Regions from separate parts of the Homo sapiens genome. Here regions 1, 3, 4 and 5 are each linked to region 2. Evidence: read pairs that join two places in POLR2A ChIA-PET (ENCODE). Cell type or tissue: MCF 10A. All regions are shown on one strand.

What was found. ChIA-PET counts read pairs that join two places held together with the same protein. Peaks named below come from ENCODE experiments on the same cell type or tissue, not always from the same donor. Only the 100,000 strongest peaks of a DNase experiment are listed, where the experiment ranks them.
Region 1: POLR2A ChIA-PET joins it to region 2 with 5 read pairs; 1 of 35 experiments calls an interaction of 5 or more read pairs at or near these places.
Region 3: POLR2A ChIA-PET joins it to region 2 with 5 read pairs; 2 of 35 experiments call an interaction of 5 or more read pairs at or near these places.
Region 4: POLR2A ChIA-PET joins it to region 2 with 8 read pairs; 1 of 35 experiments calls an interaction of 5 or more read pairs at or near these places.
Region 5: POLR2A ChIA-PET joins it to region 2 with 7 read pairs; 1 of 35 experiments calls an interaction of 5 or more read pairs at or near these places.

What each region holds. Positions count from the first base shown.
Region 1 is chr13:106,521,475-106,526,474 of GRCh38, reverse strand. All of the region lies in intron 1 of EFNB2 (ephrin B2), which reads left to right. Among named protein-coding and RNA genes, the nearest start is that of EFNB2, 12 kb to the left of the region's middle. In MCF 10A, no CTCF peak of the experiment used is centred here; DNase peaks (open chromatin) are centred at 2,704 and 4,184.
Region 2 is chr13:105,988,730-105,993,729 of GRCh38, reverse strand. No RefSeq gene overlaps it. Among named protein-coding and RNA genes, the nearest start is that of LINC00343, 280 kb to the right of the region's middle. In MCF 10A, no CTCF peak of the experiment used is centred here; DNase peaks (open chromatin) are centred at 1,909 and 2,959.
Region 3 is chr13:106,130,727-106,135,726 of GRCh38, reverse strand. No RefSeq gene overlaps it. Among named protein-coding and RNA genes, the nearest start is that of LINC00460, 240 kb to the left of the region's middle. In MCF 10A, no CTCF peak of the experiment used is centred here; a DNase peak (open chromatin) is centred at 2,446.
Region 4 is chr13:105,811,908-105,816,907 of GRCh38, reverse strand. No RefSeq gene overlaps it. Among named protein-coding and RNA genes, the nearest start is that of LINC00343, 110 kb to the right of the region's middle. RefSeq lists an enhancer at 1-211. In MCF 10A, no CTCF peak of the experiment used is centred here; a DNase peak (open chromatin) is centred at 2,457.
Region 5 is chr13:106,505,246-106,510,245 of GRCh38, reverse strand. All of the region lies in intron 2 of EFNB2 (ephrin B2), which reads left to right. Among named protein-coding and RNA genes, the nearest start is that of EFNB2, 28 kb to the left of the region's middle. In MCF 10A, no CTCF peak of the experiment used is centred here; a DNase peak (open chromatin) is centred at 2,135.

The DNA of each region.
Region 1 (5,000 bases), 530 kb before region 2:
GTCTTTTCTTCATAATCCCACAGCACTTTGTACTTAGATGTACTTAGAAAGAACCATATACACGGTACGTCATGATTGATATGCAAGCCTTCACCACTCTACCTGTCCTAAAAGTCAGGGACACACCTTCTTCATTTCATCAGTCCCTACTTCTATCCAGCATTGGCATCCAGTAAGTATTAGTGGAATGGACAGACAACCCGAATTTGTGCTGATGGCAGTTTACCCTGTTTTAACTGTCATCCTTCTGCTACTAGACATGGATGAGACCTGAGACGATGGGACTGCTCAGAGGTCCCTGGCTCTTGAACTTTAGGGCACCAGAATCCCCTGCAGGGCTTGAGAAAACAGGGGTTTCTGGGCCCCACCCCCAGAGTTCCTGATTCCTGAGGTCTGGGGTGGGGCTTGAAGATGGACATGTTTAACAAGCTCCCAGGTGACGCTGGCAACTGCTGCCTCAGGGCCATGCTGAGAACCCTCGCCCTACACAAACCTTTCTGGGAAAACAACTCAACATTAAAGCTGTTTGGGGATCTCTGAAGAAATCTGTAGTCCTTGCCTTGTTGGGGGAGCATCAGGGATCTAACCATTGATGGTGGAGTATTTGTTGTTAATTCAGCAAGCAACTATTAAGTGTTAGGCCTGTTACTCGGCTCTAACAATACAAGGCAGAGTGACCTGTACCCTCGAGATTTAAAGTCTAAGTCCTGTAGAGAGAAGCCCAGGTGGGAGCAAGCACATTTAGAGTTAGGTGCTTGGTGCAAGGTGGGGACACAGAAGAAGGGAATGGCATTTGCCTCTGGAGGGGTCCGGAAACAGCCTAGGGAGGAGGAGCTTGAGTCTTGAAATACTGTGGGCATCTCTAAGCAAAGTCACAGTAGACAGCTGAAATAAAGAAAATAGTAAGCAAGCCAAAGAAACAGTATTTCAGCCAAGGGCAGCGTGTGTCTATCACGTCCACCTGTGAACACGTCCCAGGATTCTCTGCATCCGGCCATTGCTCAAGACAGATCCCTCACAGGAACAGCTAAGCCACTGATTTCAGCTACCTGTTCACGTGAGAATTATCAGTACCTACTGCTTTTCAAAATGAGTATGATCATGGATAGGTGAGGCAATTCAGTTTCGCAGAGACAGTAGGGCAAGTGCCACTGTAGTTTAGTTAAGGGCACATGCTTTAGAGTTTGGCTATGTGAGTCCAATCCCAGTTTAGCCATTTATTAGCTGGGTAGCTTTAGGAGCAGTAGCCTTAGTGTCTCTCAGTTGTCCCATCTCTATAATAGGGACAATAACATAATAGTGCTGAATAAAAGAGTAACAAAATTTTGGTCAACATTTAATGTATTTAAAGAGCTAAGCTCCGTGATTGGCACAATGAACCAATCAATCAAACACCAGTTGTTATTAATAAAAGTCAGTTGAATATGTACTGTGTGCCTGGCCGTGGTTCAATTTGCCTTTGCATACAAGGAAAAAATTAAAATACTCTGTTAATAAAGACTATAGCATAATACTTTCACCTTAAACTTCTTGATGTTAATTTATTTTGTTTACCTGCCAAACTTCTACTCATTCCTTATGACTTTCTGCTACATGAAACACCCTTTGTAATTCTTTTGTCCTATTAAATTAAGTTCTCTCTCCTCTGCTTTCCTGCTTTTGGTGCTTTCTAATAACACTTTTAACCCTGGACTTTCTCATTCAGCTGTGCAACTGTGGACTGAGAGGAGGCTCTTTGAATTCATTTTGTATATTCTAGTAGAGAGTACTGTGAGCAGTTGGGTTGTTGAATGAATACATTAATTCAACCTGGAGGGATGGGCAGTATTGCATTTTTTACATTGATATTACATGATATTTAGAAAACTGCTTAACTGGTGGACGTTGTTTTATTAACAGCATTTTGTGTATAGCACTCACTATGTGCCAGCTGCTATTCTAACTGCCTGACAAATACTCCTGAAACCTTCATGGTAACCATATGAGGGAAGCACTTTTAATATATCCATAATACCAACGGGGAGACTGTGGCCAAATTGGTTAATTAACTTAGCCAAAGTCATATTGAACTAATAAGTGGATTTAAACCCAGCTAGTCTGGGGCCAGGGTCCCTCTTTTAATCTTCTGCCTCCTGCTTATGCTGTTGCATGGAGTAGTCTTTATCATATAACTAAATTAAGCATGCATTTGCTTAAAGCAGTGCATACATGATGGATCAAAAAGTTTGTGGTATAATTGGTTTAATTCTGTCATTATCCATTTTGATTTATAGTCACTTTCTTATGATGGTCGTGTAGTTTTAAATGGAACCTTTGAATCTTTGATATAATAAGGTTATGTCAAATCTTGGGTATAATAAGGTTATACCCAATGGAAACAGAATAATGATCAGCCCATTTAAAGGATGACTGGAGAGTTATTACAATACATAATAGTCATGCATATATTGAGTAGTATTCCTTTGGTAACATTTTCCTTTTAAAAATTGTAACATTTGATTGTTCCTTGTTGGGAGAAAAGGAGGTCAGATTTTTGAGGGGAGATCCATTTGGTGAGATGCTGAGTGTGTGTCAAGCTAAGGAGATAGTATGACATCTTTTTTAGAGTCTAGTCACAATTAAATGCCATTTTATTTTGGATTTTGGGATCCGTGCCAGCTTCCAGCTTGTCAGAGCTGAGAAGACTCAAATCAAGTCCAGGCTTATTTCTACAGCAAACTGGGATTCTGGCTTCTTGCCGGTGGATTCATTCAGTACAGCCCATCTGGCTTTTGATGTTCTGCAAGTTTGGAGCCATTTGTTGAAGGAAGCCAGGCGGTGAATATTGGTGGTCCTGGGGTTCTCTTGACTCCAAGTGGTGCCCCTTGGTTTGCATTTTCACCATGCTTAGCATCTGCTTACCTGGAGACCATGCAGCCGCCGGCCAGAGGTCTCCAACAACCAAATCTTCATGCCTTTTAGAACTCAGAGTCCCCAGCACATCCTCCTTCCTCCTCCTTGTCCAATTACTTTCATGCAGTTCTCAGTAGCTGCTTGTTTGAATCACTTATAGTATTTAACTTCTAGGGTGTTTTTGGGTTTTGGTCAAGGTAATTCCAGGCTGAATGTGGTGACTAAGCAGGAAATAAATGGGTCGTCCTCAAAGTTACAGTGGAGCGCTGTTTCTATTTTCCTAAGGTACACAGTTGTGGGGGCGATCCGTATGGAAGTCAGGAACCCAGTCTGATTTTGCTTCCTTTTGATGGTAGCAGTACAGACCTGGCTGTTTTGTAGCCTGCTTTGTTTTTCTTCCTTTTCTTCCCTAACTTCACGGGCTGTGGCAAAGCCCTGAGACGTGCAGGAAAATGTCTCCTGTCATACGCCCACAGCAGACCTAGCCCTGACCCTCCTCTGAAGCCCAGGAAGGAGGTATCTGTGAAGCAGCCTGCTTGTAAAGCAATTGCACACAGCCTTGTAAACTGTGTTACTGGGCTGATTATACTTGATTGGCAAGGTGAATCTCTTATAGCAAAAGAGAACTTGGAGAGTTTTATCTCATCTTATGCCTTATTAATTTGTTCATTCTTTAATTACACAGCCACCTATTGAGCACCCTATTTATGCAAGGTACCTGGTCGGGGGTCAGAGGGAGGGTCCCATGGTAAACGAGACAGACTCAATCCTGGAGGAGCAGGAATGGCAGCCCCTCGCTGGGCTGTTGGCCCCACCAAAAGGGAAAGGTTTCATTTTAATAATACATGGGTGAATCATTTTTGTCAATAGGCAAAATTCTTTGTAGTTAAAAAAAAATATGATGGTAGGAAGGAAAGGGATGGGCAGAGGGTTAAAACAAAAGATATGCTCTCCCTAACTCTAGATTGTAGTATTGTTATGCTTGTCACTGTAGCTGAATTCCATTTCTTTGAGTTTTTTCAATGCCAAGGCATTCCCTGTATGACTTACGTGAGCCTTTCATCTCCGCGATTTTTCCCATTCAGGTAAATGAGCAAATGGATTTGAACACTCATATCTAAAACAAGAGAGAACCAGCTGGAAATGCCCTTTGAATTTCTTTCTCTATGTAAACCATTTTTCTTTCTGGTGCCTCACCTATAAATAACAGGAGTTCCACCTTCCTTTATAGACTCTTGCTGAAAGCATGGTTTGGAACAAGACCGTACAGGTGCACACAAATTACAGTTGGGAAAGAAGCCTGCAGTGCATCTTGTCTCTGAAGGTTATGAAATCCTCCTTTTAGTAATGGAGCTGGCGTGATCAAGCCAGCAGGATGAAATTTGGCATTTGTGAGATCACCCCCCTTCTCACTTGCCCACTGTACATAGCATCCCAGCCTTACTCTTCAAATCTCCACATTTTTTCTTATCTAGCTACAAAATTCATAGGCTGATTTTTTTGGGGTGCGTGTGTGGTTTTTTTTTTGTTTTTTTGGTAAATAAAGACCTGCATTTTTATTTTGATATAGGTGGTTGAGTTTTGTCTTTAATTTCATGACAGAGATTTAACTAGTCTCAACTTTTGAAAAGACAACAATGATATTTGGGGATCACACACTTAAAGTTAGATTTCTAGATGATTAATACCAAAGTAGATGATTTTTTAGCCTCAGCCATTTATAGGTATGCCCTTCTGTGAATTTTTTATGACAGTGAAAATCATGGCACAGATAAAAATTAAATAAATACTTCTGTTATTTTCCTGAAGAAAAAAAAAAAAAGCTTAAACTATGAGAATACTGTCTTTGAGCACTTTAAAATAAAATTGACTTCAGCCAGCAGGATTTTGAGCATTACATCACAAATAAAAAACAAGATTAACATCAAAAGGAGTCAGTTTTCATTCAATTGTGCAGCACTGTGGGCTGTGAAATTTAATATTATTTTGACTCATATGCTAATTGTAGACTGACAGAGGAAAATGGATTGTGTTTAAATAAAAGGATACACAGCATCACACGCAGCTGTATCAAATACAAGTTGAGGTCTTTGGGCCAGGAACTGGGG
Region 2 (5,000 bases):
TATCCTCATCTCAGGACAGTACCTACTCATAAATGTCTGACTAGGTACGTGCTATAGACTGAATGATTTGTTCCCCACAAGCTCACATATTGAAGCCAAGTTCTCTAATGTGATGGTATTTGAAGGTGGGGCCTTTAAAAAGTGATTAGGTTATGAGGGCAGATCCCTTATGAATGAGACTAGTGCCCACACAAAAGAGACCCCAGAGAGACCCCTCACTCCTTCCACCATGTGAGGACACAACGAGAAGATGGATGCTTATGAGCTAGGAAGGGGGTTCTCTGCAGGTGCCTTGGTCACGATCACAGCCTCCAGAGCTAAGAATAATCAAATCTCGTTATTTATAAGCTACCCAGTTTACAGCATTTTGTTACATCAGTGCAAGTAGGCTGAGACAGTATGTGATTTAACACCTTTGATTTTCTGGTTTCCCTAACAGCTCCCTTGAGTCATAAGATTAATGCAGGACAGAGGTAAAGTGTCAAGAAGTAGTTCAAGGGCAAAGTGGAGAGAAGCTTTAAGTAGATATCCTAACAGGAATGAAGAAGAAGACCTGCTTGTGACTGGGCATGGTGGCTCGGGCCTCTATTCCCAGCACTTTGGGAGGCCAAGGCAGGCAGATAGCTTGAGCCCAGGAGTTTGAGACCAGCCTGGGCAATATGGCAAAACCCTGTCTCTCCAAAATTACAAAAATTAGGTGGGCATGGTGGCACATGCCTGTAGTTCCAGCTACTTCAGAGGCTGAGGTGGGAGGATACCTTGAGCCAGGGAGGCGGAGGTTGAAGTGAGCTGAGATTGTGCCAGTGTGCTCTGGCTTGGGCAACAGAGCAAAACTTTGTGGGAAAGGAAAGAAAGGAAGAAAGAGAGAAGAAAAAAGAAAGAAAGAAAGAAAGAAAGGAAGGAAGGAAGGAAGAAAGAAAAGAAAGAAAGAAAGAGAAAGAAAGAAAGGGAGAAAGAGAGAAAGAGAAAGAGAAAAAGAGAAAGGGGAGGGGAGGGAAGGGGAGGGGAGGGGAGGGGAAGGGAAGGGAAGGGAAGGGAAACGAAAAAGGAAAAGAAAAGAAAGGAAAGGAAAGGAAAGGAAAAGAAAACAAAACTTACTGGAAGCAGAGAGGAAGACAGATAAACTGGCAACAGATAAACAGATAAACAGAGAAAGACAGATAAACAGCAGTGAGTGATTTCTTTATGGTACCTGTAGGCATAAATTAATTAAAACTCATATAGAAATGTATTCTCATAATGATAACTCCATTATAGGAGGAGAGTAACATTATTTCCGGAATATCCTGTTGACCAAGTCAGGGAAATATCTAATGTGGTTTTAAAAGTTTTTAAATATAAAACTGAAAATGGCAATACACTGGCTAATAGACTCGCTCAGCTGATCTCTCCTCTTAATGATGTCAGACATTCAGGTCTCACAAAATAAACAGAGTTTGTTGGTGGCATTTTAAACACTGACATACATAATCTATGAAACAAACTCTTCTAGTTGGTGACTAGAATAGACTGGTTTTCTGCTTTGGATTCATCCATTCATCAGTCATTGGGCAAGATAGTTTTCATTAGCTTCCTCCATTGTCAGCACTATCTAGGCATCTGAAAGGCAAAGGACTATAAAACACAGTTCATTTTGCTCTATGTGCTCATTGTGAGCAGCTGGATTCAGGCATGAAAAGTCAACACAGCAAAATATTACAGGAGCTGTGGCAGGAGTACGTGCAGAGCCCAGTGGATGCCCCTGGAAGGAGGCTCATGGTGTGGAAGGCCAGGGCCCTCCTTGCATAGTAGTGAGAAGTAAACAGCTGTTGTAGGTGGCATTCTTGGCAGAAGGCATTCCTGGCAGAAGGAGCAGTACAAACAAAGGTATGGGAGATGTGGGGAAAGGAGCAGCGTGACAGCTGGAACTGGAAACTTAGCATGTCGCAAGAATGCAGTTGGAGGGAGGACTGCTGAGACAAACCACAGTAGCCAGAATACAGAGGGCTTTGTGTGTCATACCAAGGAGTTTGCACCCATCCTCTAGGCAACGGGAGCCATTCCAAGTTCTCAGTCAGGGTCAGCATGATCAGACTTGTGTTTGGAAAGTGACTTTTGTACCAGGCAGAGAATGGGTTGGAAAGACATGAGTCAAAAGACCAGCTGAGAAACCAATTATTTAAGAAAAGAATGGTGAGGAACTGTGTTAAGATAGTAAGCAGGTAAGTTCACTGTTATTACTCATTTAGACAAATAATTAAGAACATCTAAAATGCATATAGCTGTGCTAAATACTAGAGTGTATGAAGAAGAATATGACCATAGTTCTGCCATCATTAAGATTACAATCTGGCAAAGCAGATACTATTAACACTACACGGGCTATACCAGGGGATGATGTGTAACCTGACAGAAGAGGCAGTATGAACAGCTGCAGAGATTCAGATGGGAAAGTGAATACATTCTGTTGGGTCAACCAGAAAAAAATGATTTGTGAATATTGTGGAATATCAGACTGGCTTTGAAAGAAGAGTGAGCTTTTTTAGGGGAACATTGTGGAGGAGAACTCACCAAGTGAGGTAACAGCATGAGAAAAAGGCATCAGGGCATATGCATAGCCCACTTTTGATGAGCAGTGAGCCACCCTGTTGGTACTTGTAGAGGAGATGTGTGAACTGAGACTGGAAAGGGAGTTGGTGCCATATGGTGGAGGCTCTGAAATGCAAGAGTGAGCAATTTGTACTTAATTTGGTCTATCATTGGGAAACACTGAAGGTTCTAATGAAAGAAGGAACATACTACAAGCTACCTTTGAGAAAACCTTATCTATCATCACTGGATAGGATGAATTAATGATAGGGAAACCAGAAAAAAGCTATTGGCGTTAATGTGAGATCACAGAGGCCAGAATCTAAAAGATAAACAGGAAAGGGAAGGAGGGGCTTGGGAGTAGAAGTCAATGCTATGAGTCTTAGTGATGGGTTGGGTGTGGAGGATGGGGGGTGGGGGCTGAGTCAGACATAGCACAGACATGTTGAGCTTGAACGACTGAGGAAAAATTAGACCCACAAAGAGAAATAAGGAAGTGAGAAAAATGGGATATTTGGGGGAAGAATTTAATTTAGGTCAAATGGCTGGCAGGACATGCAGTTAGAATTCAGTAGTTCTCAAGCAGGGCAATTTTACCACTCCCCTACCCCACCCCACAAGGGACATTTGGGAATGTCTGCAAACACTTTGGTTGTCCCATCTGGAGCCAGGGAGTGCTACTGATATCTAGTGGGAAAACATCCTGTGAGGCACAGGGCAACCCCAACCACAAAGACTCATCTGACCCAAAATGTCAATAGGGTTAAGGTGGAGAATCCCTGAGCCGGATGTTTCTAGTAGAATAACAGAAATGATACTTAAGGCAGTCGAGATTTTGGAAATCACCAATTAAACAATATAAATTATAGATATAAATTATTGTGAAGGTAGGCCCAGGAGTTATCTATCTAGAATCTACTGTTCTTTACTACTGTTGGTCCTGGGCTACAAACCTGTACAGCAAGCAACTGTACGGAATACTGTAGAAAACAGTAGTAAAGAAGATAGATAAATTTGACTTCAGAATTCTACCCTTGAAAACCCCACCTCTGAGGGAAGGAGACAAAAAAATGGAGCCACATAGCAGACAGAGATAGAGGCACCAAAGAAACCTGAGAGCAGTGGGCGGTGGTGGTGCCGAGGAGCTGGTGCTGACAGTCTTGGGAAAGGCAGCAGGGGACCTAGGAAGAACACAAGGGGACGCAGAAGTCAGACTGTCCCTCAGGGGATCCACGGTAACCCCCTGCTAGCTGCACCATCTTGGACAAGTTACTGGCTTCTATGTTTTAGCTTCCCCATCTCGAAAATGCAAGAACAATGCTCACCTTGAGGGATTGTGAGGATTAGGGTTGCTTTACATGGTCATGCATCATATAATGATAATGACATACATAACAGAGGTGCCGTAAGATTCTAATGGACCTGAAAATTCCTATTACTGAGTGATGCTGCCGCCATTGCACCATTGTAGCACAACTCACATGCTTGTGGTGACGTCGGTGTAAACAAGCCCACTGTGCTGTCAGTCATGGAAAAGTCTAGCACATACAGCTATTAATATATACAGCGCCTAATACTTGATAATAATAAATGACTGTGTTAGTTGCTGGTTTATGTATTTACCACACTACATGGTTTATTGTTATTTTAGAGTGTATTCCCACTATTTATTAAAAAGAAAGTCACTGTAAAGCAGCCTCAGGCAGGTCCTTCAGGAGGTATCCAGAGGAAAGCATTGTTATCCCAGGAGATGACAGCTCCATACACGATACTGCCCCTGAAGACCTTCCAGTGGGACAAGACGTGGAGGTGGAGGATGGTGATATTGATGACCCTGACCCCGTGTAGGTCTAGGCTAATGTGTGTGTTTGTGTTTTCATTTTTAACAAATCAGTTTAAAAACTAAAAAATAAAAATCTTAAAAGTGAAAAAAGGTCATAGAATAAGGATATAAAAAAAGAAAATACTTTTTGTACAGCTGTACAATGTGTATTTTAAGCTGTTATTACAAAAGAGTTAAAAGTTTTAAAAATTTAAGAATTTATAAAGCAAAAATGTTATCATAAGCTAAGGTTAATTTATTATTAAATAAAGAAATTTTAAAAATGAATTGAGTGTCGCCTAAGCGTATGGAGTTTATAAAGCCTGCAGTAGGGTACAGTCATGTCCTAGTCCTTCACATTCACCCACCTCTCACTCACTGCCTCTCCCAGAGCAACTTCCAGTCCAACAAGCTCCATCTGTTGTAAGTGCCATGTACAGATATACCTTCTCTTTTTGTCTTTCATACTGTGTTTTTAACTGCATCATTTCTGTTTAGATATGTTTATTTTAGAATCACAAATACTTTTCATGATGCTGCAGTTAACTACAGTATTCCATACAGTCGCACGCTGTACAGGTTTGTAGCCCAGAAACAACAGGCCATACTG
Region 3 (5,000 bases), 140 kb before region 2:
CCTATTGTAAGTTGAGGGGCATCTATAAATAAATCATGAAGAAATTGCTGGTGTATAGTGCTACTTCATGTAGGGCAGTTAATGCCTTCAGTTATCCCTGCAACTCTCTCAGATGATCTGCCTAAGAAAGTTCCTGACCCTTGACATTACTGCAGTCTGTTGCCGTTCATTATCAAGAGTTTCTTGCTGATCCTGGAGGAGTTTCTGAAAGTTGCTATTGCTGGGTTATATTGCTGAATGTTGATACTTACTGATAGATTGTTATTTGCTGATACTGGACGAGTTCCTGAATGTTGATATTGCCGGGTGAAGATCTAGGGCAGATGACTTTTAATGTCGCAACATAATTTAATATTTGCATGATTTCATTTCATGGCTTGAAAATTCAGACTATTCATTCAAAAAATGTTTATTGAGCATCTACTGCCTAGCATGTTATTATTAGAAACACTCATCTGTTATGTACCTTTATGTTTTGTAAACTAATTTTTGATGGCATTTAATATTTAACAGAATTGCAAGATAATATGTGAGAAGATATAAATGAGGAAATATTTGTTCTATTTTGACAGATGTTCCATGTACTAAGTTCTAGGCTTCAATCTTCTTGAAGGTAGGTGCTCATATCTCCATTTTACAAATAGGGAAAAGTGAGGCTCACCACAAAGAAAAACTTTGGCCAGATAGCATAGCTCATAAGTGGTTGAGTTGTTACTAGATTTTATGTCTGACTCCAAAATTAGTCCTATGATGTAGGAGTCAGGCAACTTTTTCTGTAAAGTGCCTGATAGTAAATATTATGGGCTTTGTTGTCTGTAAGGCAAAATAAAGGCTGTTGTACAGGTACTGATGTATCACAGTGTCTCTGTCACAATTACTCAGCTTTGTGCTTGTAGCATGAAAGCAGTCATAGACTGCATGGAAATGAGAGGGGCAGCTGTGCTTCAATAAAATTTCATTTATAAAAACAAGGAGATGTGGCCTGTAGACTACAGTTTGCCTCCCCCTACTCTAAACTATACTGCTCCTTTTAATGGGGAAGGGAGGTGTCTTTTAGCATTTTAAAGTTATTGGATAAGTGGAAGATTTTAACGTGGTCCATTGGGAAATTTTAATGCAACTTTAATAAATTGACATTGAATAAAATTTTGTGTTACTGCCTCCTGTTTGTGGAGTGTGAGAAGATGGGCAAATCGTCATCTTAGATAATGTGGGTAGGTCTAAGATCACAGAACACTGAGTTAGCTGAACACAAGGAAGAAAAGTGAAAACATGGAAATAAAAGTTAGGTCATGTGATAACTTTTAATTTTCTGAAAAAGACACTATTCCGGTTCTGAAAAAGACACTATTCCGGTCTCTGTCTGTATGAATGTCCAGTTTGTGTTTTTATTCTGTGAGCACTTCATCTTACCAATTGTATTACCTTCCTGTTGCTGCTGTAATACATTATCATACACTTAGTGGCTTAAAAAATGCAAACTTATTGCCTTGCAGTTCTTGTATTAGTCTGTTCTCACGTTGCTAATAAAGACATATCTGAGACTGGGTAATTTATAAAGGAAAGAGGTTTAATTGATTCACAGTTCCACATGGCTGAGGAGGCCTCACAATCACAGTGGAAGGCGAATGAGGAGCAAAGTCACATCTTACATGGCAGCAGGCAAGAGAGAGAGCATGTGCCGGGGAACTCCGCTTTATAAAACCATCAGATCTCCTGAGACTTTATCATGAGAACAGCATGGAAAATACCCACCCTCATGATTCAGTTACCTCCCACTGGGTCCCTCCAATGACACATGGGAATTATGGGAGCTACAGTTCAAGATGTGCATGGGGACACAGCCAAACCATATCAGTTCTGGAAGTCAGAAGTCTCAGTGGACTAAGATCAAAGTGTCAGCAGGGCTGTGCTTTCTCTGGAGGCTCCAGGGAAACACTGTTTCCTCGCCTTTTCCAGCATCACAGGCCGCCCGCATCACTTGGCTCATGGCCCCTTCCTCTCATCAGTCCAACCACTGCTTCCATTGTCACAGCTCACCTGACTTTGATCTCCTTCCTTCTTTTTAAAGAACCTTTGTAATTACATTGGGTTCACCTGGGTAATTGAGGATATTCTTCCCTTCTCAAAATTCTTCCCTTAATTCCATCTGCAAAGTCTCTTCTTCCTGTAAGAACATATCCAAGGGTTCTGTGGCTTAGGCCACATTTTGGGGAGCGTTATTCTGTCTATGCCAACCATGATGAGTGGTAGGGTGGGGAGAGACCATCTGAACAGGCCTGCTCCTGCAGAGGAATATTGGACTCTCTGGTTTGAGGAGCCTTCTCAATAAGCAGTCCTGTCAACTTCGACCTGTAATTTTACCCCAGAAATAAGTGTAAGCATCCCCCTGCTGAGCATATATGAAGTGACAGTCACACTGACTTCTTTTGAGTTTGTAAGTTTACCAGTATGCTGGCTGCCTTGCTCCTTGTGTCTTTTAGCCAAGTAATTTGTAGCATTCAAAACGTACTACTGTTAAGGAAATGATTTAAAGATGATTCACATGTTGATGGTATTTAGCACCTACTGAAAGGGTTTGTGCAATTTTCTTGCTTGCAGAGTTGCATGGAAATATGCAAAGACTCCCTTATAAATACATTGATATAAAAATGCCCCTGTTATTACAGCTGTAGAACCAAACATTACAAGTGGTATTTATTTGCCAATAGGATGGTTGCTGAACACTGCAATGCTGGTTTATAGATATTAATTCTTTCAGAATTTTGTGAAGAACACCAGCTAAGAATATTCTCACTGTGAAAACAACCAGCTGATGATGCTATCCTGGTTTACACCAGGGTACTTTGAAGCAAACAGAATAATATTCCTTGCACAGGCCCATTTAGATGAACTGAAAACAAATAGTGAGCTGGACTCTAATTCCAAAGGCTTCCCAGGAGAAATTCTGGTGACTCTGTGCTAAATAACCATGCACACAGTGCTCTGTTGAGCTTCAAAGAGTTGGCATGTGTAAGCATCTCACCACCACACTGAGGGATTCATAAAGTAAGGAACACTGTATTCTATACGGTAACGTAGAGATTGCTTTTCTGAAACATGCTGGCTGAGCTGAGATTAGTATGAAGTTGGAGTTAGGTCTCATGGTTGGATCTGAGAGCCAGATTGGTCTCCTCAGTACATTACAATAATATCTTGTGGCTATCTATGTCTTTGGCTGTAGAAGATGTGAGTAGTGGAATCATATTTTTGAAACCATCAAGCTTTAGCTATTTCTGTGTGTCGTTAATCACTGGCAGTCATACCTGGGTTAATGAGTAACACTCTAACTTTAAAATTGCTTCATAGAAGGATATTCCCCAACATAAACACCAGGAAGCAGGATTGAAGTTAGATTGAAAAGTTGGCTAATGGTAAGGCTATGAAATGCTGAAACTACTTATTGAAGGAGATGGTGAACTCTTCTCTGGAGGTCTTCAATAATGGTTTAGTTGTTGTCTTGCCTGAAGACAAATTATATTTTTAACATGTTGAATTTGCATATTGTAATTTTTGGACCATGTTTAAGAAAGTTCTTAAGATACTCTTTGGGGCAAAATAGATCTATGCAGACCTAGTGATAGTAATGTAACCCTGTATTCCTTCTCTCTGAACAGCCAGTTATAATTCAGAGGTGAGATGCTTCACCTCTCTCCTTGGTTTGAGGAGCTGTAAGAAAAAAATCAAGTCCGTTTTAGACCTTTTCAAGGGTTCTGAGTTAACAGGTATTAAATTTATAGCTGAGGAGCAAGGAAATTCAGAAATTCCTCCAGGTTTGGATCCCGTTCTGGGATCCATTCTTACCTGACGTCAAACTGAGGAGTCCTCGGGTGCTCAGGACAGAAGCATGATTGGTCCTGCTGAGATCTGAGCTCTGTGGCTTATAGAAAATGTGTCGTCTACTAAAGAACAATAGAATCCCAAGCTTTTCAACCCATATTGGAAAGTATGTGCAAGATAATCTAGGAATGTCAGTCCTGCAGCAAGGAACTTGTTATTGAGCCTTAAACATACTGGCCTAAGGAATGTTATCCCAGAAGGAGGGAACAGTTTCTCCTGAGGGAAGGGGTCCTAAATGAGTGATTGTCTCTCAGAAAAGAAAAGAGTGGGCTGGGCGCAGTGGCTCAAGCTTGTAATCCCAGCACTTTGGGAGGCCGAGGTGGGCGGATCACGAGGTCAGGAGATCGAGACCATCCTGGCTAGCACGGTGAAACCCTGTCTCTACTAAAAATACAAAAAAATTAGCTGGGTGTGGTGGCGGACGCCTGTAGTCCCAGCTACTTGGGAGGCTGAGGCAGGAGAATGGCGTGAACCCGGGAGGTGGAGCTTGCAGTGAGCCGAGATCGCGCCACTGCACTCCAGCCTGGGCGACAGAGCGAGACTCCGTCTCAAAGAAAAAAAAAAAAAAAAGAGTGCCTGTGTTTGCGGGTGCACTGACCTCTTTCTTCAGTGACTGCTGCCTCTTTGGGCCTTCTTTTTGCTCGTTTCAGCAGAATAGGCAACTGTTTGTTTCTGAGGGCTTCACTGGCAGTGGAGACCATCGTGTGTTTCTCCTCCTGATTAGAGCCTGCACTAGAAGCCACGTGCTATTTCATGTTCTCACTGATATTTGAACAAAGCCAAAGAAGGCACGCTTACATTTGTGGGTTGCGCAAAGCAGGGAGGTGCTAATCCAGTGGATAGCTAAATCAGAAGGTGGAAAAGATGTATAAATAGGTACAGTGATAGGTCAAAATCAGAAATATAAAATTTAATGGCATTAAGTGTAATGTCTTGTAATTCAACTTCTACAAATCAATTACATAATATGAGGCTCTCATTATAGTTTGCCCTGTGAAGTCAACACTATAGGCATGGAATAGGAAGAGGGGTTGCCTTGTCATAGGATGAGGACAATTAGTAGATGTTCAATAAACATTTACATAAAAATTAAATACAACATTGATATGGTTTGGCTGTGT
Region 4 (5,000 bases), 180 kb after region 2:
TGATCCAAGGAAGAAAAGAGTACAAGACAATGGAAAAAATAGTTGAGAGAGAAGGAAAGAGAGACAGAGATGAACACCCTGATTTGAGCTCCTCTCCAGCTATCTCATACTCACACAAATTTATTTAATATCCAAGGAACTGAGTGTCCTCTAGAATAAACACTAAGGATCAAGTGGCATGTATGTGATTTCACCTGTTTGTCTTGCTCTAATCTCCATATCAGTTCCTAATTGCCTTAAATTCAGGAATCATGACAAAATATATTCACTGTGGTTAAAAAAATCCTTAAGACTTAACATGTGCCCTTGATGTAGAAGAGTTAATTTTCTAACTAATTATTTGTGAAAGCTATATTTTGTGTCAGTGCATAATGAGGAAAAATTAATTTCCTTAAACACTAAGTAAAAATTGCAAGACATCCATCTGTCTCCCATCTTCTTCTCTTGACGCTTTGGGTACTGATAGTGCTAGCAAGTTACCTAAGGCCCTAAGGCCCTACATAAAATGAACAGATGTTTAGCTCTAGTTTTGCAAAATTTGCTGTATGAGTTTTTAGGTTTTATGTTTTCAAACCCTAGAGTCAGAGATCGGTAGGCTTGTGATGTAACTATCTAAAGTTTTTATTGTATTTCCAAAAAGTTTCCATTTTCTCCCAAATAAAATAAAATGTGAAGAAATGTAAGTTTAGATTCGATGTAATTGAATCATTTTACATAATTTTATTGTTAAAAATGTACATTACAAATTCCATGATTCCATACAACAGTTTATTGAGCATATACTATAAGTCACTGATTGCACCAGTGAATTGCTACAGGAATATAAAAACAAAAACAAAAATGATGACGATGCGGCGCTGACATGAACAAGTTTACCAGCTTATCAAAAGGCATGATGAGAAATTAGTTAACTGTAAATCAAGACCAAGCATGATAATGTACCAGAGAAAGGCTTCAAGATCAGAGGGGGAAATACCTTTCTGTCCCACCAATTGCAAAACCTGGGCTTTCAATGGTCAGTGTGTGGGTAGTGCTGACTGAGCATCTGCTGTGGGTTGGTGCTTTATGTAGTTGTTTCATCTCTACCCTCATTTTACAGGTGAGAAAACTTAGGCCCAGAAAGATTTTATGAAATCTCGCAAAATCTCTGAAAGCTCATCAGTCTATGCAAGTCTAAAAACTCTCCAGTCCATGTCTCCCCGTAGGCCTACACCCAGCTCTGGCCCTCTCCACTCCTCTGACTATACTGTAAAAGTGGCTTTTGTCAAGGTGACTGGGAAAATAAGTATTGGAGAAGTTATGTATTTATCTCCTGGTGTTAATTATATCTTTAAGTTGATGCTATTTCTTGAAGATCATTTAATTGCTTCAAATAACTTATCCAAAGATATATTTAGTCTTGATGGTTTGCTGTCTTAATTCCACCCCATTTATCTGGCTTAGTGTAGGTTATCTAGAGTGCAATACTAAAATTTATTTATCTAGTTTTCTTTGCTCATTTTTTTCATTTTGTTTAATACAGAATTTTGAGAACTGAAGCAATTTTTCAATAACAATAAAAATCAAAGAAATGTTATTAAATATTTATATAATTTAACTTTTGTTCAAATCTCTAGATAATTAAATGTTACTAAAATATCTAGATAACATGTTTTATTAAAATATCTAGATAATCAAGGCAACATATTTCCATATGGATCTAAAGTATCTGTATATTACCTTACAGGTGAAGTATGTGTTATCTAAGCAAGTTTAGAAAAGTTAAGGTATCTGAATCGTGGGATCTGGTATTAGTCTGAGCTCTGCCCCTGACTAGCTGAGGTCACAATGAACACTTTGCTAATCCCGATGCAGTACATCTGAGACACCCTGAAGGGCGTGATAGGGAAGATAAGATAATGTATAAGAAATGAATTGAGGTACTGCCAAGCACCATCGAGAATCAGTCCCCATCACTGGCCTCAACAACAGTCATCTCTGTTGTACTATTTCACTGTCCCCCTCCTAAATCACAGCCCACTAGGTGACACATCCCTGACGGGTGCTGGACACACCTGCTGATGGCTGTGATCACCCTAGACATCTAATGAGCCAGATACTTGTCTGTGCCAGCCCTCTTGTTCACACTGCATTCAGCATCTGGATTTTTGGTGCCGTGCCAATCTTAATGAAGTTGTCTTGTTGTTTTCTAAATACCTTTGGACACCTAAGGGCATAATGACTGAGCCAGGGTGTGTGACAGTGATAAAATATGGCACAGGCTGGATGAGCTGTAGCATGAGGCAGGTTTGACATGAAATGATGAGATTTGTTGTAGTCTAATCTACTCCTTTTGCTCCTTTAAGAAAAGATGGGGCAATGGGAGACTGCTGGCTGTTTGGCATCAACTCACAAGAATTGCACCTCTATAAGACAACATTAATTTGTATTGCATGACTCACATTGCATAAAAACAAGTTTGCATTCAAGAATCATGCATTCCCAGTTAATTAATCGCCCTTGTAAATGTTGGGGTGGATTATTGGTTAGTCACACACGTTTTTTTTTTCCCAGAAAGAAGGCAGGTGTGCCTCTCTGGCTCACCGTATAATTTTTTATGCCTGAATCAGCCTTGTGTGCTTCTGCCATTCTCTGCATCCCTTTCATTAAGCTCTGTCTAAATACTGAACTGTCCAAGTGTGTTATTGTAAATCAAGACTATCCACAAGTATTTCAAAACTGACATTTCATGGCTTGAAAAGAATCTAATCCAATTCCCTTTATTTCAGAATACATGGAAAGAGAGACAGAGTGACTAAGGAAGTTGCCCCAGGTCACACAATTAATGACAGAGCCTGTGATATCTAATGAGATCAGCCCCTTAATGGGAAGCTTGGGGCATTTTGGGCCAAAAGAAAATAACAGATTTTTGCCCCTTATCTACATAAGATAGACCCACATTTATGAGAAGAAAAGTTTCAACTCTTGAGAAAAATAGTTTTTGTGATATTTGTTGAATAATTAATGGGTGTGTAAATGAAAATTTTACAAAACAATATTCAAGTTCATGTCCAAAATGATTAAGAGATTTATTTCAAAATTTTAGCATTCATTCAAAGATACCCTTCTATTTATCTTTAAAAATAATTGGTATGTTAAAATTACTCAAATTTATCTTGATGCTTCTTTGAAAAATAAAATAATTTATCATAATGCCATTTTCAGAGTGGGTAATTTTTCTGCCTCACAGACATTATTAAAAGCATTTTTTAAGATAGACAACTGAAGCAAAAGGAAGAATAGATAATAGACTTTATCAGAAGAAAAATATCTAAGACTTGGATCACTTAATTTCTAATATATATTCAAATATTTATTCCTACAGAAAAATATTTTGGTACTAGTGATTCTCAGCTGCAGTGTTGGTCCTTCATGGTGCCTCTTATTATTTCAAAGAGAAGGCAATATTGATATAATTTATTAAATGCAATTCAGCTTTTTTTCTGTTTTACTTAAAAAATGAATACATAGAACCTTCTAAGCTGATGTGAGAGAATGGCTAGGATTGGCATTTCTCCCAAGCCAGCAGATCCCAGAGAGAGTCTCAGTTCCAAATAGGTTAGAGGCCATTTTTTTTAACCAAAAGGAAAAATGTCCTAAATGCATTTTGAAATTCCTGGTTGACTCCAAAGGCATCACTCAAAGCATCAAGGGATCAACTCAGAGGCACTCCATATTATTTTTTTTCAATTGCTTTATAATTTTTAATTTATTTTTATTTTTTATTTTAAGTTCCAGGATACATGTCTAGAATGTGCAGGTTGGTTACATAGGTAAACATGTGCCATGGTGGTTTGCTGCACCTATCAACCTGTCATCTAGGTTTTAAGCCACATTATTTTTATATTATGTTTATAAAGGAGATTACCTACAGAAGCTGCCATTCAGAGGACAGACTGCTAGGAGTTGAATTGTGTCACCCAAAAAGATATATTGAAGTCCTTATCCCCAGTACCTGGGAATGTGACTTTATTTGGCAATAGCATCTTTGCAGATGTAATCAAGTTAAGATTAAAGTGGGCCCTAATTCAATATGATTGATGTCTTTATAAGAAGAGAAGATCCATAGACACCCAGGGAGAAGGCCATGCAGCGACAGAAGCAGAGATTAGAGTGATGCCGTTGCAAGCCAAGGAACACCGAAGACTGAAGACCACAACCAGAAGCTAGGACGAGCCAAAGAATCTGCTAAGAGTCTCAGAAGAAGCCTGGCCCAGCTGACACCCTGGTATTAAACTTCTAGACTTCAAAGTTGTGGGAGAACACATTTATGTTACACTAAAGAACTCAAGTTGTGGTAGATTATTATAGCCACCCTGGGCAACTAGTACAGATTTTGATGATTTTTAAATCCGCTGCATACAGTAGCCACCTCAGAATGCACAGAGGAATAAGTATGTGTACTTTTAGCAATTGCAACGTAATTGAGAGTTTACTTAAAACCCTTCTATTTCAGTAGAATTCTGAATAGTATATTCAATATATTAAATATTTCATTTTGAAATTATTAGCTTATTTCTACTTCTGTAAGCTTTTGATTAATATTAAATTTTAAAGCTGCAAGTTTTTAGATTTGAAATAAATATCTGCCATTCACCAGAACACTCCTAAATTGGGTCATCTGTCTCTATTCATTTTTATAATGCACTAAACACCCAATATTGCCTGATTTACAGGACAGCTGTTTCTTCTGCAGCTATTTCCTGCTTTGGATATTCTATTTTATTATTCTACCAATTTGAAGAGTACTGTGACATAATCATCGCATGTTGTTATGGGTTGAATTGAGTCTCCCAAAGAAGTATGTTGAAGTAGTAACATCTAGTATCTCAGCATGTGACTGTCAGAAGCTAAAAGAAATACATGGAACAGATTTTGTCTTAGAGCCTTTCAGAAAACGCAACCATGCCAACACCTTGATTTCAGCCTTCTTGTCTGCAGGACTGTTGGAGAATAAATAT
Region 5 (5,000 bases), 520 kb before region 2:
ATAATATTAATCTACACAATAACGACATCTATTATTTTCTTTTTTTGGAAACTCTTCATACCACACTAACAGGTTCATTGCAGTTACTGAACTACTCTGGCCATCAGAGCTCTCCTTAGAGTTACGATTTACCATGCAAAAGCATATGGTAGCCTGGGATAAATGAATCTTTCTTAATACAGAATTGAGGGTCTCAAGTTTGAAACTACGAGAGGCTATTTGAATGTTGCTTTGGGGGACTGTCATAAGGGCTGGGTGGAGGACTCAGGGCTAAGAAGTTTGCCAGGAAGTCCAGTTGAGACTTTCAGCAGAGTTGAAAGACTTCCACGATGGCGTAGGCAGAGGAAGGCGTTTCAGATACTTGGGAAAATATAGAAGCCAATTTCTCACCCACCCTACAGCAAAGCTCATTGATCTACAAGTTTCCCTAGAAAGGAAATGGGAAATGCAGAGAACAAATGTTAAAATAGTTTTAGAAATTAATATTGACTTTGTATTGCTTCTGCATAAGTTCCAAGACACCAAAACAATGAATGGATTTTAAAAAGTCACTACTTTGCATATCAGACAAATGCACACACACACACACACACACACACACACACACACACACACACAGTCAAGCTCTGTACTGGCTTTTTTGAGAAGGAAAGTGTTTGAAGTTAGTAATTTTTATATCAGTACATTTATAAATAGTGCTAGGTAGCATGACGGAAAGTATTAAAATTTACATGTATATTTTTAACACTTCAAATCGTTGGTTCACTTTGAGACAGTAAATAATATTAGCATTTGAGTTCAGCTTTAATAAATTCTACATGGGTTTAACCCCAAATCTGAGTGTCTAGTTGGTAAGCGCCTTCAGAACGAGCAGTGTTATAATAAATATGTTATTGTGTGCTGGTTTCTTTCCATGGAGAGGAAAAAGAGACCTGATGCTTTGGAGGAGTGCTTGACTTTTCCCCAGTGAGGAGTAGTCCAGAGGGACTGACTTGCATTGGGGAGTACCCTACATGAACAGCATTTCAGAAGAATTAAACCAGGAACCTAGAGTCCTACTTGCTAGTCCTGCTTCCTAAGCTTAATGAGAAAGTCAATTTTATTTCTTTGAACTTTAATTTATTTCCCTAAAAAACGCTTTTAGTATTGTCATTGTTCTGGCTAATGATGGCGGTCTCCTCCAGTTTCAAGCCACCTTAGGGCTGGGCATACAAATGCAATATAGGATCACTTGTTAGTGTGGTTTCAAATGGACATGATCCTCTGTAAATTCTTTAAAAACATTTAATTTGATTTGTGGTGTTACCTGCTTTAAAATATAGTCATCACACTTGTGAGTTTCAGACGTGAATATGAATTTTTAATTTGAACTGTATTTTTAAACACACTAAGTATTAACTAAGTCCCCTTAGGAGATATGTGGCAAACTGATATGCATCCTCATTCATTCTTCTCATAGATGGTTATTTGTTTTTTAACTTGTGGCAAAATTATATATGAATGGTCACCGACTTAAAATAGTTCCACTTAAATTTTTCAACTTTCTGATGGGTTTATTGGAGTATTAAATGTATTTTCAATTTAATGATATTTTCAGCTTACCTTGTGCTTATCAAGTATCAAGACATAGCCCCACCTAAGTCATGGAGCATCTGTATATGGGTTTTTATTCTTGTTTAGAATTGACTTTTTCAAGTGACCTATTTCAGTAATTAGCCCTGGGCCTGATTTGCATAATGAGATCTCCTAATCTTCAAGTAATGCAAAGATGGAGATATTATGGCCATGTGGTCTGAAGAGACCTTTTCTTTATTATGTTCAGATCTTTAATTGCCTTAAAAATAGAGTAGCTAATTTACCTAACCTCTAGTTATTTTATTATTGTCTTTAAAGTTTTTTTTAATGTTCATGAAATAACTGTTCTGAAATTGCCTATTTTCAAGGGAAGCTGTGTCTTAGACTTACTAAATGCTCCAGTTGATACTGGGAAAGCCTTCTTGTGTTCGTAGCCTTTATCCGTAGAGTTTTCTTTGCAGCATTTTCTGTGCCTGGTTTAGTTTCTTTTCAGAGGCGACACCCAGAGCTGAATGAGTCAGCAGGTTTGGTGTGTCGACCCTTTGCAACAGCTGTCCTTACGAAGGTTCTGTGGGCTGGTTATTCTACCTTCGCATAAAACCTTGCAAAATAACCCACAAAGAGGTTTTCGTCACACTACCAAAATCATGTGAGTCAGAGATGGATGAAAAATGAATGCCATTGTGTTCATACTTTTCCAGTGAACAGTAGCTACAGCAGAGCTGTTAGACAAAGAAAACCGTATTAATGAAGCGCCTCCCAATTTAGCTTCATATGGCTTTTGCATTATTTTGCTGCAAATCCATAGCTAAGACACATCTTGTGGCATAGTCCGTAAGTCATCTTTCCGAAGGACTGTTTGATTAAAGGTTGTTCTGTGAGATCCACCCTGTGTTGTTCATGGCATCCTCTTGGAGGCCTCCCTCACTCTCCATGCCTTGGCAAAGTCTTCCTTAAGGAACACTGAACAAGTCTGGAGAAGCTGCCATTTCTTAGGGCCCTCATTGGTTCAGTTGTCTATAGCTTTTTATTTTTTATTTTTTTTTTAATAAAGAGTATGTAAAATTGGAAAGCTTCACAAACAGCTTTGCTATTTTTTAGACATGTACTCCACTTCTAAGCAAAATCACAAAATAAAGTAAAATGCTTCCACAAATATAATGAAACAATATTCTTAAAGAATCAAAGCAGAAGAACTTCAGAGTCTGTTGCTTATGTTAAGCATATATTTGTTTTCTTCTCTGCTTTTGATTTACTTATTTCTGGGGTGTAGGTTTGGCAAGTAGTACTGAAACGTACTGAATGCACTGTTCTTTAGCAAGATAGTTACAGGAGCTTTCAAATGTCCTCTTAACATATAGATTTCTTTTAGAATATAGAATAATGTGTGGGCTGTATAAAGCGATTATGTGCTTTATTTGATGAATTATTTATGTACGATAAATGTAGCAAAAGCCACATTTCCATCATTAAATGTAATCCCATTTGGTGATACAGCAACATCAGCCTGTCATTTGGGTCCTCTGATTGAGGGGTGAGGATTTCTGTTTGATACCTTGTGCATAATGGCTGCGTTCAAGCATTTAAACTCATTTTTATTTCTAACCTACAGCTGTCATCTTTGTAATAGGATATTCATCAGAATCTTGCCAGAGACTGTGCATTTGGGATCTTGGGGGATACAGCACCACCACCACCCTCCCCCTGTCCAAGAGAAACAGATCAACATCTTAGGTTGAGAGTCTGGGGTCTGGAAGACCCGAGTTCCTGAGTGCCCTTTGACAAGTAACTTAACCCCTGTCTGCCTCAGTCTCTTCATCTGTAAAGTGGGGATAATGACAGCACCTGCTTCACAGGGTTGATGGGAATCCAGATGTGGTGGGATATAGAAAATGCTTATTACTTCCACCTTTGACACCAAATACATATAACTAAGAGTTAACTTTGGAGCAGGGGAGGAAGTGTGAGGCTCCAGGCTGGAGGCAGACCTGTGTTCGGCTGCAAGCTGGAGAGGATGGACCCCAAAAGCTTGGCTGATTTGAAGTCCATCCATAAAATGGAACTCCAGAGAGTTTACACGTTTCAGTAATGCTGCATAACTTAATTATAAGATCTTCTCTCTTTGTCTTCTTTCAGTGTTATAAAAGCTCTTTTGTCCTTGAGCTTCCTTTACCAAGAAACATGCATTTATGTATCTTTTTGTTCATGGAATTGCCCAAGCTTGTTAGCAGATCCTTTGTAAGACCCAAAAGAGACAGACAGGGGAGGAGTCTTCAGATACATATAATCATTTTTCCCAATTTCCATGTTACCAGCCTTGCCAGGACTTTTTCTCAGTTCCCTGTTACACAATGAAAATAGTGTCTCTTTATTGATAATTTTAGTAGCATCCTAATGTGGTATAAATCGTCTTCCAGAGAAGAAAATGTGTCAGGGTTGCGTTATCACTGAGGCTAGCTGGGAAAGTAGATCAGCCCATTAGTCTGATAATTCGAAGCGTTGTTTCTGTTATTTCTGAACATCATGTGAACTCCTTTTCTGGGTGTATTAAAGGTTTTCCCAGTGTGTGTCAGTGAGACTCCTGATTGAATTTAATATGAATAAAGATAAATTCTTTACATTTAAGGATTAAAGTCTCAGCTTCTGCTTAACTTGAGATTGCACTGAGAAACTCCTGGCTCTCGGGTATAGCGGAGTCACGACCTGGGGATGTCTGTCCCATATGGCTCTGTGTGTAAGAAGAAAAAGCTGCTGTGGACGGAGACTCTGTTCACATTAAATGACATCACCTAAGCCATCATGACAGCAAGAATTATTTAGGAATTGCTCAGAATAAAACTGCCTTCATTATTTCATAAAATGTATCTTGGTATCTTTAGCACCTTATTTATGGCTTTTTAAAGGTTCACTGGGATTTATAAATAATTGGACAATGCTAGAGACCTAGTACAAGAATGAAAGAGGACAGGCTTCTTTCTTAATAACCTTTAAACATTCATCAGGAAGATAAAACTTTAAAGCAAAATAAAACACATGAAAATAGCCAAGATGCACAGACCAGACAAGCAAATACTACTTTAACTTATTTGTATAGTTCTTAAGAGTCACATTTGTTCCTGAAGTTTCAAAATCTCGGGCTGAGTGTTTGATCACTTAGGGAAGTGTTGTGGCCTTCACATACTCTTGTCTCACTTTGAAGTCTAGAAACACAGGTCTTAGAGCAATTTTTATCACTGTGAGAAAGCTGAAACTTAGTGTGAGTAGCTTAGTACAATTCAGTTGGCCATCAAATGTCAGAAACAAAACTCAGTCCAGGGCCGCTGGACCCTTAGGCCGGCGTTGTTAGTTTACAACAGTGCCTCCTGGGTCCAAACATCTAAGTGCACATGTAGCAATAGTAAAGATAGTATGTATGCATACATAAC